Linked DNA regions of Homo sapiens: region 2 is linked to region 1. Evidence: chromatin loops called from intact Hi-C (ENCODE). Cell type or tissue: ovary. All regions are shown on one strand.

Evidence for each region. A loop is a pair of places that touch in the nucleus more often than their neighbours do. Peaks named below come from ENCODE experiments on the same cell type or tissue, not always from the same donor. Only the 100,000 strongest peaks of a DNase experiment are listed, where the experiment ranks them.
Region 2: a loop joins it to region 1, with 25 times the contacts of the local background. A loop is called at or near these places in 3 of 110 quality-filtered maps.

What each region holds. Positions count from the first base shown.
Region 1 is chr3:10,042,998-10,050,997 of GRCh38, forward strand. FANCD2 (FA complementation group D2) reads left to right here. Exons shown (of 44, transcript NM_001018115.3): 12 at 53-153; 13 at 487-595; 14 at 832-867; 15 at 3,583-3,726; 16 at 4,920-5,054; 17 at 6,377-6,508. Among named protein-coding and RNA genes, the nearest start is that of FANCD2, 21 kb to the left of the region's middle. In ovary, no CTCF peak of the experiment used is centred here; no DNase peak of the experiment used is centred here.
Region 2 is chr3:11,867,796-11,875,795 of GRCh38, forward strand. It overlaps the pseudogene FANCD2P2. Among named protein-coding and RNA genes, the nearest start is that of TAMM41, 25 kb to the left of the region's middle. In ovary, no CTCF peak of the experiment used is centred here; no DNase peak of the experiment used is centred here; H3K27ac peaks cover 350 bases.

The sequences.
Region 1 (8,000 bases):
CCTACCCACTATGAATGAGCAGAAAACCATAGCTAATATTTACTTTCTGCAGGTAATTTCTGAGCTTCGGGAGAAGTTGGATCTGCAGCATTGTGTTTTGCCATCACGGTTACAGGCTTCCCAAGTAAAGTTGAAAAGTAAAGGACGAGCAAGGTAAAGAGCTCATCCTCACACAGGATGTCACAATTTTCTGACATCCCACTGTCAGAGTTAGAGCTTAATACTACTACAAATAATGATACTATTATGACATTTACATCTAGTATTATATTGTTTTTCAAATTACATATATGTATGTGAGTATGTATGTGTTTATATATTTTCTTAGCCATTCAGATCAATCCCAGACAGACGACAGTGCAAGTTTATTAGCCATCTTATACATGAGGTTGTCATTTGCTCCAGGGTACATGGCAGGAACTCCGATCTTGTAAGTTCTTTTCTGGTACGTAGAAGAGTAATTTTTTTCCTCTCTGCTACTTGTAGTTCCTCAGGAAATCAAGAAAGCAGCGGTCAGAGCTGTATTATTCTCCTCTTTGATGTAATAAAGTCAGCTATTAGATATGAGAAAACCATTTCAGAAGCCTGGATTAAGGTGAGATCTTTGGAACTTTGATTATCAAGGAGGAAATGAGTGGCAATTAGTGACAGATGTATAACTGAGGTAGACTGAAATAAAAATCTCAAAACTCATTCAAGTGGAAATGATAGCTGATGGTTGCCAGATGGACACATTGGCTCTTAGATGAGATAACAGGGCATGCTGAATAAGGTGTAACGTGTTTCGCTGATGTGTCATAATATTTTTGTGACTCTCTCCTGTTTTTTCAGGCAATTGAAAACACTGCCTCAGTATCTGAACACAAGGTAATGTTCATGTACTATGCATTTTCAGTATTGCAGACTTAAAAGTAATGACATTGGCTAGCTTGCCTTCCCACTGTCTTTCTTTCTCCCCCCTCCAGTCACTCTTCTCTCTCTTCCCTAGTTGCTCTAATAAACATTAGCTGTCTGGGGAAGATAATCTGAGGTGGCGACTGGCCAGATAGCCTGCCCCTACTCACTCTGGCTATAAAATAAGCCTACAGTATCCACAAGGGGAAATACTAACAGTGTAAACAAGCACATCAAGGTGCAGTCAAAGAAGCCAGGTCCCCACTGATGAGATGAAGAAAATAACCACCTAAGTCTCAGGTCCCTGTATCTGCCTAATTGCCCTTCCTTCCACTCAGCACCACTGTCAAGATAATGGCATTCCATGTTTTACTTTACTTTGCTCATGTAGACCTGACTAGAGTAAATCAATCTGTCCACTGTCAAGGCAGTGGTACTGGATCTTATGTCTCTATTAATTCTAGAAATACCTTCCATCAAAAAGCCAGATGATTGGCCGGGCGCGGTAGCTCACGCCTATAATCCCAGCACTTTGGGAGGCTGAGGCAGGCGGATCATCTGAGGTCAGGAGTTTGAGACCAGCCTGGCCAATGTAGCGAAACCCCGTCTCTACTAAAAATACAAAAAAAATTAGCCTGGCCTGGTGGCACACGCCACTGCACTCCAGCCTGGGCGACAGTGCAAGACTCCATCTCAAAAGATAAAAAGCCGGATGATTGAGTTCCTTAGGTGCTGATTGGTTGCCTTTAAAGATTTTTCTTTGGTTGGAATCTGTTTTGTGGGATTTTTGTTAGTTTTGTTATCCAATTTTGGGATGATTATCTTAAAAGCTTTCATGATGCTGAATAAAGCAATGAAAATTCAGAATTTTTTCTGGTGAAAAATATCAAAGTACTCCAACACACTGTTTTTGGTTTTGGATAAACATAAATTTACCACCTTGGCTGCCTGCATACCTATTTTTACATATTTGTAATCATTGTATAAATATAATTTGTATTCTTACTTTTTTTTCTTAACATTTTTTCTCCTGTCATAAATATTTCAAGGTCTGCATTGTCTTCATTGTTATCTTTAATGACTGTATTCTGGTCTAATAACTCAGTTTTGGTGTCCTAAGAAGTGGAGCATTCAGTTAAGATAAGTAGTAAAATTTTTTTTGTTTTTTCTTGTTTGTCCTGCTTGCCTTTTTAACTGTTTTTTTTTTTTTCCTGGAAGCATAGACTCAGGTTGCCCTGAATACACGCCCAATGTTTTCTCTTTTTTTGTTTTGTTTTGTTTTTGTTTTTGTTTTTGAGACGGGTTCTCACTCTGTCACCTAGGCTGGACTGCACTGGCGTGATCTCGGCTCACTGCAAGCTCCGCCTCCTGGGTTCACGCCATTCTCCCGCTTCAGCCTCCCAAGTAGCTGGGACTACAGGCACCTGCCACCACGCCCGGCTAATTTTTTGTATTTTTAGTGGAAATGGGGCTTCATCATGTTAGCCAGGATGGTCTCAATCTCCTGACCTCATGATCTGCCCGCCTCGGCCTCCCAAAGTGCTGGGATTATAGGCGTGAGCCACCATGCCTAGCATGGCTTATTCTTCCTGATGACTGTGTAATATTCCAAAAATTAAAATTACTCCATCATAATTTATTGAACCTTTCCTGTATTGATGTATTGATGGGCATTTATAGTCTTTCCAACTTTTCACAAAGTAATTTTCCTTTTTTTTTTTTTTTTTTGAGACAAAGTCTTGCTCTGTCACCTAGGCTCGAGTGCAGTGGCTCGATCTCGGCTCACTGCAACCTCTGTCACCCGGGTTCAAGCGATTCTCCTGTCTCAGCTTCCCAAGTAGGTGGGATTACAGGTGTGTGCTACTTTGCCCGGCTAATTTGTGTATTTTTAGTAGAGACAGGGTTTCAGCATCTTGGCCAGGCTGGTCTTGAACTCCTGACGTCGTAATCCACCCATCTCGGCCTCCCAAAGTGCTGGGATTACAGGCGTGAGCCACCGTGCCTGGCCTAGTAATTTTCCTAGTAATACTGAAAATACATACTGTAGTTGGCAACAAATACACGCTGGAGTTGGCAAGTGATTGAATCTTTCTTTTAATAAATGTCAAGATGTTCAGAGTTACTTCTGTAGTAATATCACTTTCATGCATATTGCTCTGTATTCTTTTTTTTTTTTTTTGAGAATGGAATCTCGCTCTCTCACCCAGGCTGGAGTGCAGTGGCGCGATCTCGGCTCACTGTAAGCTCTGCCTCCCGGGTTCACGCCATTCTCCTGCCTCAGCCTCCCCAGCAGCTGGGACTATAGGTGCATGCTGCCACACCCGGCTAATTTTTTGTATTTTTAGTAGAGACGGGGTTTCACCGTGTTAGTCAGGATGGTCTCGATCTCCTGACCTTGTGATCTGCCCGCCTTGGCCTCCCAAAGTGCTGGGATTACAGATGTGAGCCACTGTGCCTGGCCTGCTCTGTATTCTTAAGGGGTATCAATGGTTAACAGTTGTGGCACTTTATTTATCTGAAAAATATTTCTGAGTTTTGTGAAAAGTGTAGATACTCCCAGGGGAGTGTGTGGAACAAATGAGCATTATCCATTCTGTGTTTTAATTAGAGGAAAAGCTGCTGTTTCATTGTAGCAAATGTACTGATTTGTTAACTGTTTTTCTGTTGTTGCATATTTATTGACAATAGGTGTTTGACCTGGTGATGCTTTTCATCATCTATAGCACCAATACTCAGACAAAGAAGTACATTGACAGGGTGCTAAGAAATAAGATTCGATCAGGCTGCATTCAAGAACAGCTGCTCCAGAGTACATTCTCTGTTCATTACTTAGTAAGTGTCAGAGACTATTGATTTTTAATCTAAAACAGAAAGCTTTACAGCTCTCATGTAAAATTTCATCTTATTTCAGTCCATTGTTCAAACCCATTGAGATTTTTGAATTTTGTTTTTGCATTAATCATTTTAATTGTCTATCTCAATGCAGTTTGCAACTTTGACAAACTGGCCTTCCGTATCCTATTTAAGTAGCTTATAAAAACCTTGAGGGGAATAGGACCAGCCTGTAGAAACTAGTAGAAATGTAAATATGTACCTATTTGAACTATCACTCTTTAGCCATTCAAAACTGTGGACTTTAGGTGATAATTCCTCTAGAAATGTAAATTATTCAAAGTGGAATTTTATAAGCTAGGAATAGTGTTTTGCCAGCTGAACGTTCAGGATATTAGCAGTATAGAACTTAGAAAACTGGATGGGCCAGTGGTTTGGGGTTTGGGTTAGGAGCTAATGAGAATACCTCGCTGGGTCTTAAATTTTATATTTAGGAATAGATTTAACGGTTGTATTATTTTATCTTGCAGTTCTTTCTGTGTTTATTTCTGCCAATTATACATGTTTTGGGCTGTAATTTTCTAGATGCAGAAACCACATGTAATTTTTCATTGCATTTTCCCCAATAAAGCATTATACCCAGCTTAGTACTAAATATAAGATTTTTAAAAATTATGGTATCAATAAGGAAGCTATGTTTATTAACTGGTTATTTAGTCTGGGTCCATTAATGTCTATGTACATTGAATTATTGGTAGGTTATGATCACTTCTCTTCTTGATCTTCTTTTAAAAAAATCAGCTTAGTTAGCATTGAACCTTATAGACCTACTTCAAATTATAACCAAGGTGGAACATCCCTGGGGGTAGTATGATTGCATGGGGAAACTGGGATTTAGAACATCTGGCCTCCAATCCCAAATTGAGCAGATAGGAATGTTCTATTAGGCTTGTAATTTAACTTCTTTGAGCTTAAAAGTCAATTATTATCCAAACGTGGAATCCCATTGATGCTGAGAGTAATCTCAGAATGATGAAGGATTATTTTTGTGTAAAACAAAGATTAAGATTTCCTAAGTTAAAATGAGAGCTAGGGAGGAGAAGTCTGACATTCCAAAAGGATAAGCAACTCTTAGGTTGTGTACTAACTGTTTCCTACAGCTTCTTTTCTCTCTCTACTCTTCCCCACTCAAGGTTCTTAAGGATATGTGTTCATCCATTCTGTCGCTGGCTCAGAGTTTGCTTCACTCTCTAGACCAGAGTATAATTTCATTTGGCAGTCTCCTATACAAATATGCATTTAAGTTTTTTGACACGTACTGCCAGCAGGTATGTTGAAACATTTATTTTGGCAAGGAGGGAACACAGAAAGGGAAAATAATCTGATGTTTATTTCTTGTTGGTTGGAACTCACTGAAGGGGAAGGAACTCTGACCTGGGTCTCAAGAAAGCTCAATTCTAGTCCCAGCCTTGATGAAAGGAAGAGACTTGACTGGTGGCTCTAACTCTGTGTTCTGAGCTCTAAAATTCTCTGTCTGAAATTAAGATCCAGATCTAGTCCATTTCAAAACATGAGACACTTTTTTTTGTTTTGTTTTGAGACGTGGTTTTGCTCTTCATGCCCAGGCTGGAGTGCAGTGGTGCTATCTCAGCTCACTGCAACCTTCACCTCCTGGGTTCAAGCGATTCTCCTGTCTCAGCTTCCTAAGTAGCTGTGATTACAGGCACACACCACCACGCCCGGTTAATTTTTTGTATTTTTAGTAGACACAGCGTTTCACCATGTTGGCCAGGCTGGTCTCGAACTCCTGACCTCAGGTGAACCGCCTGCCTCAGCCTCTCAAAGTGCTGGGATTATAGGCGTGAGCCATTGGGCCTGGCCGAGACACATTTTAATAGCATATATCCAGAGAGGGAGGACTGTATTTGTGGAAAATGTTTATGAAAGCAAGTAAAGAACAGTGTCTTATTTTGTATTTTTACATATATTCTTCCTGTCATTAACAATGTTAAAACGCATTTGAATGGAACTTTTAAAATGAAGATTTGTAAAAAAATTTTAAACATTTAAAGTAGAGCAATAGTTGCAGCTGACATGAGGTAGCTGTTGCAGTTGAAAATGTAATTCTGTTATGACTATTATGGAGTGACAGTATAAAGGGAGAATGGCATCTAAGACATTTCTGGACCCTCTTAATGTCTTAGAGACACTGTCATAATCCATGTTTGCTTGGAAACATGCAAGTCTAGCCTGTACTATATGGAGAAAACCTTTAAAGCTTTTAGCTCCTTGAGTGCCATCTTTTTGAGGAATTTCAACTGATCTTGTACAACCTCAACCTAAAGGGTAAAATTTAACCCATATGGGAAAAAGAAAGAGGAAAACTACGCCAAGGAGCAAAATCAGGAGGGCTTAGGTAGAGCTCACTGATAAAATATGGGAAATAGGTCAAGATGGGATGGTCAAGTTACACTGGCATATTCCTAAATCTCCTGAAGCCAACATTAATGAAAACTAGATAATAGGTGATGGGTTTGGGTTGATTGTGATTTTAACAAAGTAGAGATTGGAGAGGCCTTGGGGGTGAATCCCTTTAGAATGGCCATCCATATTTTGTTTTACACTGTTCTGTTGACTCTCCCCTGTATAGGAAGTGGTTGGTGCCTTAGTGACCCATATCTGCAGTGGGAATGAAGCTGAAGTTGATACTGCCTTAGATGTCCTTCTAGAGTTGGTAGTGTTAAACCCATCTGCTATGATGATGAATGCTGTCTTTGTAAAGGTATCTTATTGGCTTCTTGTACTTTAGATATTGAATACTATAATTGGTGGGAGGTGGTGGGAAGGAGGTGAGATGATGGGCAAGTAATATAAATAAAAAGTGACTATTCTATCTATGTGTTAATTCATTCAGCAAACACTTCTTTATACCTAACCTACAGGCTAATCTCTATTCTGGGTGCTGTGAATGTAAAGTAGGCCCTTACCTTTCATGTTAAAGACTAAGACACATAAGCAAGTCACTATAAATACAACATGGTGAATTCTCTGGTAAAGTACTATAGATATAACAGAGTAAGAATAATTAAATTTAGCCTGGGAAGCTGGAGAATTCTTCAAAGAGGCAATGTGAGTGATTGCTGAAGGATGGGAATGACTGACAAGAGAAAGTATGGGAAGTGCGTTCTAGGCAGAGAAGAGTTTGAGCAGAAGCAAACTGGTGCCCAAGTCAATGGTGTGACTGAGGAATGAGAAGCAAACAAGCATGACTGGAGAATAGGATATATATGGAGAGGAATGATTGGAGGCAAGGCTGGTAAGACATAGGACAGGCCCATGTTGCAAAGAGTCTCAAATAACATGCTAAAGAGTTTCAACTTTATTTTTTAGACAATAAGGAGCTATTACTAGTTTTTACATACAGTTGACCTAATCTACTCAGCATTGAGAGATAACTCAGTAGGCTATATGATGGGTGGATTGGAGACTGCTGAAATGGTCTAAGGGAGTGAGAGTAAGGGCCAGATTTTGGTCACGGGAATGTAGAAGAAATTATGGCTTAAGAGACAATTTGGTGTTAGAATTAACATGACTTGGTGACTGTTAAGAATATGTGGCGGTCCGGGTGCGGTGGCTCATGCTTGTAATCCCAGCACTTTGGGAGGCCAAGGCGGGCAAATCACGAGGTCAGGAGATCAAGACCATCCTGCCTAACACGGTGAAACCCCGTCTCTACTAAAAATACAAAAATTAGCCGGGCATCGTGGCGGTCGCCTGTAGTCCCAGCTACTCAAGAGGCTGAGGCAGGAGAATGGCGTGAACCCAGGAGGCGGAGCTTGCAGTGAGCCAAGATAACACCACTGCACTCCAGTCTGGGCGACAGAGCAAGACTCTGTCTCAAAAAAAAAAAAAAAAAAAAAGGCTTAGAAGAGCACAGACATTTTGAGAAGGTTAAAGTTTAAGTGGCAGATGAAAGCAAATGTCCATAGAAGGAAAATGAGAAACCTGGAAGATTAATAATGTGAGCTTAAAGGATGTCAGGTAGCAAAAGCCCAGGAATGAGTTTCAAGAGTGAGGGATTGGCCGGGCACAGTGACTCATGCTTGTAATACCAGCACTTTGGGAGGCCGAGGCGGACGGATCACCTGAGGTTGGGAGTTCGAATCAGCCTGACCAACATGGAGAAAGCCCTCCTCTACTAAAAATACAAAAATTACCTGGGCATTGTGGTGCATGCCTGTAATCCCAGCTACTCGGGAGGCTGAGGCAGGAGA
Region 2 (8,000 bases), 1.8 Mb after region 1:
TGCTGAGCCAGGTGAAGGAGAGAATCTCTTTGTCTGCTGGTTGCTAAGACCTTGGGAAAAGCACAGTATTTGGTTGTGAGTTTCCTCATATTCCAGGTACAGTTTGTCACGGCTTCCCTTGGCTATAAAGGGAAATCCTCCGCCCCCTTGTGCTTCCTGGGTGAGGCAATGCCCCACCCTGCTTTGGCTCACCCTCCGTGGGCTGCACCCACCGTCCAACCAGTCCCCATGAGATGAACCAGGTACCTCAGTTGGAAATGCAGAAATCACCCGTCTTCTGTGTCAGTCATGCTGGGAGCTGCAGACAGGAGCTGTTCCTATTCAGCCATTTTGGATAAAAGGCCCTGCTTGCCTTTTTAACTCTTTTTGTTTGTTTTTGTTTGTTTGTTTTTCCTAGAAGCATAGACTCAAGTTGCCCTGAATATACTCCCAACGTTTTCTATTTTTTTGTTTTGTTTTGTTTTTTAAGAGACCAGGTCTTGCACTGTCGCCCAAGTTGGAGTGCAGTGGCAGCACCATAGCTCACTGCAGCCTCAGACTCCTGGGTTCAAGTGATCCTCCCACCTCAATCTTCAGAGTAACTGGGACTACAGGCAAGCACAACCAGGCCTGGCTAATTCAATTTTTTTTTTTTCCTGAGACAGAATTTTGCTCTTTCGCCCAGGCTGGCACAATCTCAGCTCACTGCAACCTCTGCCCCCTGGTTTGAAGCAGTTCTCCTGCTTCGGCCTCCCTCGTAGCTGGGATCACAGGTGCCCACCACCACACCCAGCTAATTTTTGTATTCTTAGTAGAGACAGGATTTCACCATGTTGGCCAGGCTGGTCTCGAACTGCTGACCTCAAGTGATCCACCTGCCTCAGCCTCTCAAAGTGCTAGGATTACAGGTGTGAGCCACCACACCCAGCCAATTCTTTTATTTTTTATAGAGATGAGGTCTTGCTGTGTTTCCCAGGCTGGTCTCAAATTTTTAGCTTCAAGTGATCCTCCTGCTTGGACCTCCCAAAGTGCTGGGATTATAGGCATGAGCCACTTCACCCAGTCCTCATATTTTTCTTTTTTAAATGTAGATAAACAAGCTAATTGTGGAGAAAAACCCACAAGGAATCTACAGATGTAAAAAATACAGTTTTTCTCCATTCTCTGTCCCATTCCTCAGGGATAATCATCCTTCCAAATTTTTTCTGTTCATATACGAGCTGTAATTGTGTGCAAGTACAGGTATACTCTTATGCCTACACATATGTATGTTTATATATTGTTTTTACAAAAGCAGAATCTTAACTATGATTATGGGTGGTGGTGGTGTTGTTTAAAGAGACAGGGTCTCACTCTGTCACCAGGCTGGAGTGCAGTGTCACAATCATAGCTCACTGTTGCCTCCACCTCCTGGGCTCAATGATCCTCCCTCCTCAGCCTCCCAAAGCAGTGGGATTATAGGCATGAGCCTTCATGCCCAGCCTGATTATCCTTTTGCAGGCTGCTGATTTTTCCACTTCATGTCAGGAATGTCTTTTCTCTGTCAAAAAATAGAGTATGGCTCAGCAGTCCCTAACCTTTTTGGCACCAGGGACTGGTTTCATGGAAGACAGTTTTTCCACAGACCGTCTCGGGGCCTGATTTCAGGATGAAACTGTTCAACCTTAGATCATCAGGCACTACTTAGATTCTCATAAGGAACGTGCAGCCTAGATCCTGCGCATGTGCAGTTCACAATAGGGTTCGCGCTCCCGTGAGAATCTAATGCAGCCGCTAATCTGACAGGAGGCGGATCTCAGTGGTAATGACCACTTGACCACCCCTCACCTCCTGCTGTGCAGCTTGGTTCCTAGCAGACCACGGACTCCATGGTCCAGGAGTTGGGGACCCCTAGTCTAGCTTATTCTTTTTTTTTTTTAATTTTGTAATTAAAAAGTCTTTTTTAGACAGAGTCTCGCTGTGTCACCCAGGCTGGAGTGCAGTGGCACGATCTCGGCTCATTGCAACCTCCACCTCCCGGGTTCGAGTCATTGACCTGCCTCAGCCTCCCGAGTAGCTGGGATTGCAGGCAGTTGCCACCACGACTGGCCAATTTTTTTTTTGTATTTTTTAGTAGAAATGGGGTTTCACCGTGTTGGCCAGGCTGGTCTCGAACTCCTAACCTCAGGTGATATGTATACCTCAGCCTCCCAAAGTACTGGGATTACGGGTGTGAGCCCCCACGCCCAGCCTGGCTTATCCTTTTTGATGACTATAATATTTCAAAAATTAAAATTACTCCATCATAATTTACTGAACCCTTTCCAGATTGATGGGCATTTATAGTCTTTCCAACTTTTCACAAAGTAATTTTCCTAGTAATAGTGAAAATACATACTGGAGTTGGCAAGTGATTGAATCTTTTAATAAATGTGAAGATGTTCAAAGTTACTTCTGTAGTAGTATCACTTTCATGTATATTGCAATGTATTCTTAAGAGATACCAGTGGCTAATAGTTGTGGCACTTTATTTCTCTGAAAAAAATTTCTGGGTTTTGTGAAAAGTGTAGATAAGCCTAAGGGAGTATGTGGAACGAATGAGTATCATCCATTCTGTGTTTTAATCGGGAAAAGCTGCTGTTTCATTGTAGCAAATGTACTGATTGGTTAACTGTTTTTCTATTATTGCATATTTATTGACAATAGGTTTTTGACCTGGACTTCAGCCTCCCAAAGTGCTGGGATTATAGGCGTGAGCCATCGGGCCTGGCTGAGACACATTTTAATAGCATATATCCAGAGAGGGAGGACTGTATTTGTGGAAAATGTTTATGAAAGCAGGTAAAGAACAGTGTCTTATTTTGTATTTTTACATATATTCTTCCTCTTATTAACAATGTTAAAACGCATTTGAATGGAACTTTTAAAATGAAGATTTGTAAAAATTTTTTTTTTTAATTTAAAGTAGAGCAATAGTTGCGGCTGACATGAGGTAGCTGTTGCAGTTGAGAATATAATTCTGTTATGGCTATGGTGGAGTGACAGTATAAAGGGAGAATGGCATCTAAGACATTTTTGAATCCTCTTAATGTCTTAGAGACACTGTCATGATCCATGTTTGCTTGGAAACATGCAAGTCTAGCCTGTACTATATGGAGAAAACCTTTAAAGCTTTTAGCTCCTTGAGTGCCATCTTTTTGAGGAATTTCAACTGATCTTGTACAACCTCAACCTAAAGGGTAAAATTTAACCCATATGGGAAAAAGAAAGAGGAAAACTACGCCAAGGAGCAAAATCAGGAGGGCTTAGGTAGAGCTCACTGATAAACTGTGGGAAATAGGTCAAGACGGGATGGTCAAGTTACACTGGCATATTCCTAAATCTCCTGAAGCCAGCATTAATGAAAACTAGATAATAGATGATGGGATTGGGTTGATTGTGATTTTAACAAAGAAGAGATTGGAGAGGCCTTGGGGGTGAATCCCTTTAGAATGGCCATCCATATTTTGTTTTACACTGTCCTGTTGACTCTCCCCTGTATAGGAAGTGGTTGGTGCCTTAGTGACCCACATCTGCAGTGGGAATGAAGCTGAAGTTGATACTGCCTTAGATGTCCTTCTAGAGTTGGTAGTGTTAAATCCATCTGCTATGATGATGAATGCTGTCTTTGTAAAGGTATCTTATTGGCTTCTTGTACTTTAGATATTGAATACTATAATTGGTGGGAGGTGGTGGGAAGGAGGTGAGATGATGGGCAAGTAATATAAATAAAAAGTGACTATTCTATCTATGTGTTAATTGATTCAGCAAACATTTCTTTATATCTAACCCACAGACTAAGCTCTATTCTGGGTGCTGTGAATGTAAAGTAGGTCCTTGCCTTTGATGTTAAAGACAAAGACACATAAGCAAGTCACTATAAATACAACATGGTGAATTCTCTGGTAAAGTACTATAGATACAACAGAGCAAGAATAATTAAAGTTAGCCTGGGAAGCTGGAGAGTTCTTCAAAGAGGTGATTTGAGTGATTGCTGAAGGATGGGAATGACTGACAAGAGAAAGTATGGGAAGTGCGTTCTAGGCAGAGAAGAGTTTGAGCAGAAGCAAACTGGTGCCCAAGTCAGTGGTGTGACTGAGGAATGAGAAGCAAACAAGCATGACTGGAGAATAGGATATATATGGAGAGGAGTGATGGGAGGCAAGGCTGGTAAGACATAGGACAGGCCCGTGTTGCAAAGAGTTTCAAATAACATGCTAAAGAGTTTCAATTTTATTTTCTAGACAATAGGGAGCTATTAGCAGTTTTTACATAGAGTTGACCTAATCTACTCAGCGTTGAGAGATAACTCAGTAGGCTATATGATGGGTGGATTGGAGACCACTGAAATGGTCTAAGGGAGTGAGAGTAAGGGCCAGATTTTGGTCACAGGAATGTAGAAGAAATGATGGTTTAAGAGACAATTTGGTGTTAGAATTAACATGACTTGGTGACTGTTAATATGTGGCAGTGAGAAACAGAAAAACTAGGTCCGAGTTTTTTCATCTTAGGAAACTAGATAAATAGTCGTGCCATTTTCTGAGACCAGGAGGGGCGTGCATCTTCTGTAGGAAGTATGATGAGTTCACTATGGGATAGCCACGTGTAGGTGGTTAGTGGATAGTTGGAAATTCTGGTTTGGAACCCTGTGGGGCACCCTTTGGTGGAAGATTTAGTTTGGGTGTTCAGAACCGTATAAATGTGAGCTCAACTGAGGCAATTTTGAGGCAGAAGACCGTAGAAGCTTAGAAGAGCACAGACATTTTGAGACAGTTAAAGTTTAAGTGGCAGACGGAAGCAAATGTCCGCAGAAGGAAAATGAGAAAACTAGAAGATGAATAATGTGAGCTTGAAGGATGTCAGGTAGCAAAAGCCCAGGAATGAGTTTCAAGAGTGAGGGATTTATCTCCAGTGATGGATACTGTAGAGGTTGAAGATGGAGCAGAGGCTATTGGCTTTGGCAATTAGGATACCCCTGGTAACCTCTGAGAGAACAATGTTAATTGAATTATAAGGGTGGAAGCCAGAGAGCAGTAACTTGAAGACTTGGGGAATACAGTCAATGTCAAGAAGCATCAAGGAGGAGAGAATAAGAAAAGTAGCTTGAGAGAGAAGCTGGTTGCGAGGGAGATATTTTTTAGATGAGGAGGTTTGAGATTGCTTGTAGGCTGACAGAAAGGATTCAATAGAGAGGCAGAAATGGAAAATTTTAAAAATTGTTAGAAGTTTACAAAGCTGTTTTACTACTTTATCCTCAGACAAACCATGAAAGGTAGTATAGCTATTATTATCGCCCTGTTACAGACGAGAAAAGCTGAGACATTTCCCAAGGTCACAAAGTAAATAGTTTCCTTGTGACTCCTTCCAGATCTGTAGAGAAAGGAGAAATAATTTATGGAGTAGAAGCTGGGGAGGGATGATACGGCAAGGAATAGTAAAGACATAACTTTTTATAGCATATTGTTTTCACTGAAAAAAAGGGAAAGGTGGAGGTAAAGAATACGGAGAACTGGGAGGTGCATTAGAATGACTAAGCAGTAGATGATTAAAGCCCAGGATTGTGGTTCAGAGTGAAGAGGATAAAGAAAACTTTATCTTTCCTGATAGTTAGTTCCTAGTCGCTGTTAATAAGACATTTAGAAAGTTGTAAGAGTTTTCTCAGTTTATATCCAGCCTATCAAACCTCTGGGCTCTGAGCATAGCTTTTGGAACTTAAGCTTTTAAGAGAGCTAAAAAGTTTAGATACCTGGCTATCTATGTATGCCTCTCTTACAGGGATTTTAATTTTTTGATTTTTAAGGGAAAAAATGTTAGCTGCCAGCCTCACTGTTGGCATCATTTTTTCTGCAGGGCATTTTAGATTATCTGGATAATATATCCCCTCAGCAAATACGAAAACTCTTCAATGTTCTCAGCACACTGGCATTTAGTAAACAGAATGAAGCCAGCAGCCACATCCAGGTAAGAGGCAATATGTTGGGAAAGATTTTTTTTTTTTTTTTTGATGGAATCTCCCTCTGTTGCCCAGGCTAGAGTGCAGTGCATGATCTCGGCTCACTGCAACCTCCATCTCCTGGGTTGACACAATTGTCTTGCCTCAGCCTCCCGAGTAGCTGGGACTACAGGCGTGCGCCACCACACCCAGCTAATTATTTTGTATTTTTAGTAGAGAAGGGGTTTCACCATGTTAGCCAGGATGGTCTCGATCTCCTGACCTCGGGATCCGCCCACCTTGGCCTCTCAAAGTGTTGGGATTACAGACGTGAGCCACTGAGCCTGGCCTTTTTTTTTTTTTTTTTTTTTTTTTTTTTTTTGTGACACGGAGTCTAGCTCTGTCACCCACACTGGAGTGCAGTGGCATGATCTCAGCTCCTGGGTTCAAGCAATTCTCCTGCCTCAGCCTCCCAAGTAGCTGGGACTACAGGCACATGCCACTGCACCTAGCTAATTTTAGTATTTTTAGTGTTTTGTATTTTTAAACCTCTTTACTTGAAATTTGCTGGAAAAAAATAAGCAAATGATAGATTTGCTAGTGTGTATTAGTGGAAATGGAGTACACAGCCATAGTTCCAGCATTTTTTTAATTCTTACCACAAACATTAAGTGCCTATTCTGTGCCAGGCACTGATATATTAGATCCTCTGCCCTCAAAAAGCTTTGTCTATTAGGGTAGAGATGGGTCTGGGATCAGCTAACCATGAAACTGTTCAGGTTCTGAGTGCAGTGGGGACACAGAATTGCCTTGTTTTCTAAGAAACATCTCCATCTAATGTGAACTTCACATGGGCTTGTTTTTGGTTTGTGGACACCATTCGCTGAAAAAGCCAGGCTGTAATCCCAGCACTTTGGGAGGCCAAGGCAGGCGAATCACATGTGCCAGGAGTTTGAGACCAACCTGGGCACCATGGTGAAACCCTGTCTCTACAAAAACATACAAAAATTAGCCAGGTGTGGTGGCACACACCTGTAATCCTAGCTACTCAGGAGGCGGAGGTGGGAGGATCCATTGAGCCCAGGGAGTTGAGGCTACAGTGAGCCATGATTGTGCCACTGCTCTCCAGCCTGGGCAACAGAATGAGACTCTATCTCAAAATAAATAAATAAATAAATAAATAAATAAATAAATAAATAAATAAATAAATAAAATAAAATAAAACAAAAGGAAGAGATTAGATTGGAATCATAACTTGTAACTCATTTGTATCTTTAGTGCTACCTTATGGCAGTAATTCATACTGGACTGTGACTTTGAACAACCAGCATATTTTTTTATCTCCCCTCCCACCCCTTTCTTGGATCCCCAATCAACACATTTTTTTAATTAAAAAATTTTTGGACTAGGTAATATACATGTGTCATACAAAATTCAAAACATATAGAAGGGTATCCAGTGAAAAATAACTCTCACTTCTTCTCAGTCCTCTAGGCACCTGGTTTGTCTCCTACAGGGGCAATCACTTTATAAGCTTCTGAGATGTTCTGAGAATTTACAAATTTGTATTTACCTGTAGTTTCCTTTCCCCTCTTGTTCTACATCTTACCTTCTGCATTTAGCAGTTTATTTGGGAGATTGCTTCTAATCAGTAATATAAAGCTACTTCATTATTTTATTTTATTTTTGAATTTTGATAAAATACACATAACATAAAATATACCATTTAAATTGTTTTTAAGGGTACAATTTAGTAGCAGTAAGTATATTCACAATGTTATACAACCATTACCACTATCCATTTCTAGAACTTTCTGATCATCCCAAACAAACTTTGTACCCATTAGGCAATAATTTGCCATCTTCCTCTCCCGACCTCCTGATAATCACTAATCACATTCTGTCTATGGATTTGTTCATTCTAGATGCTTCATATAAATGGAATCATACAATATGTATCTTTTTGTGCCTTGCTTATTTCACTTTAGCATAATATTTTCAAGGTTCATGTATGTTGTGGCATGCATCAGAACTTTATTCCGTATTACAGCTGTAATAATTCCATTCTTTG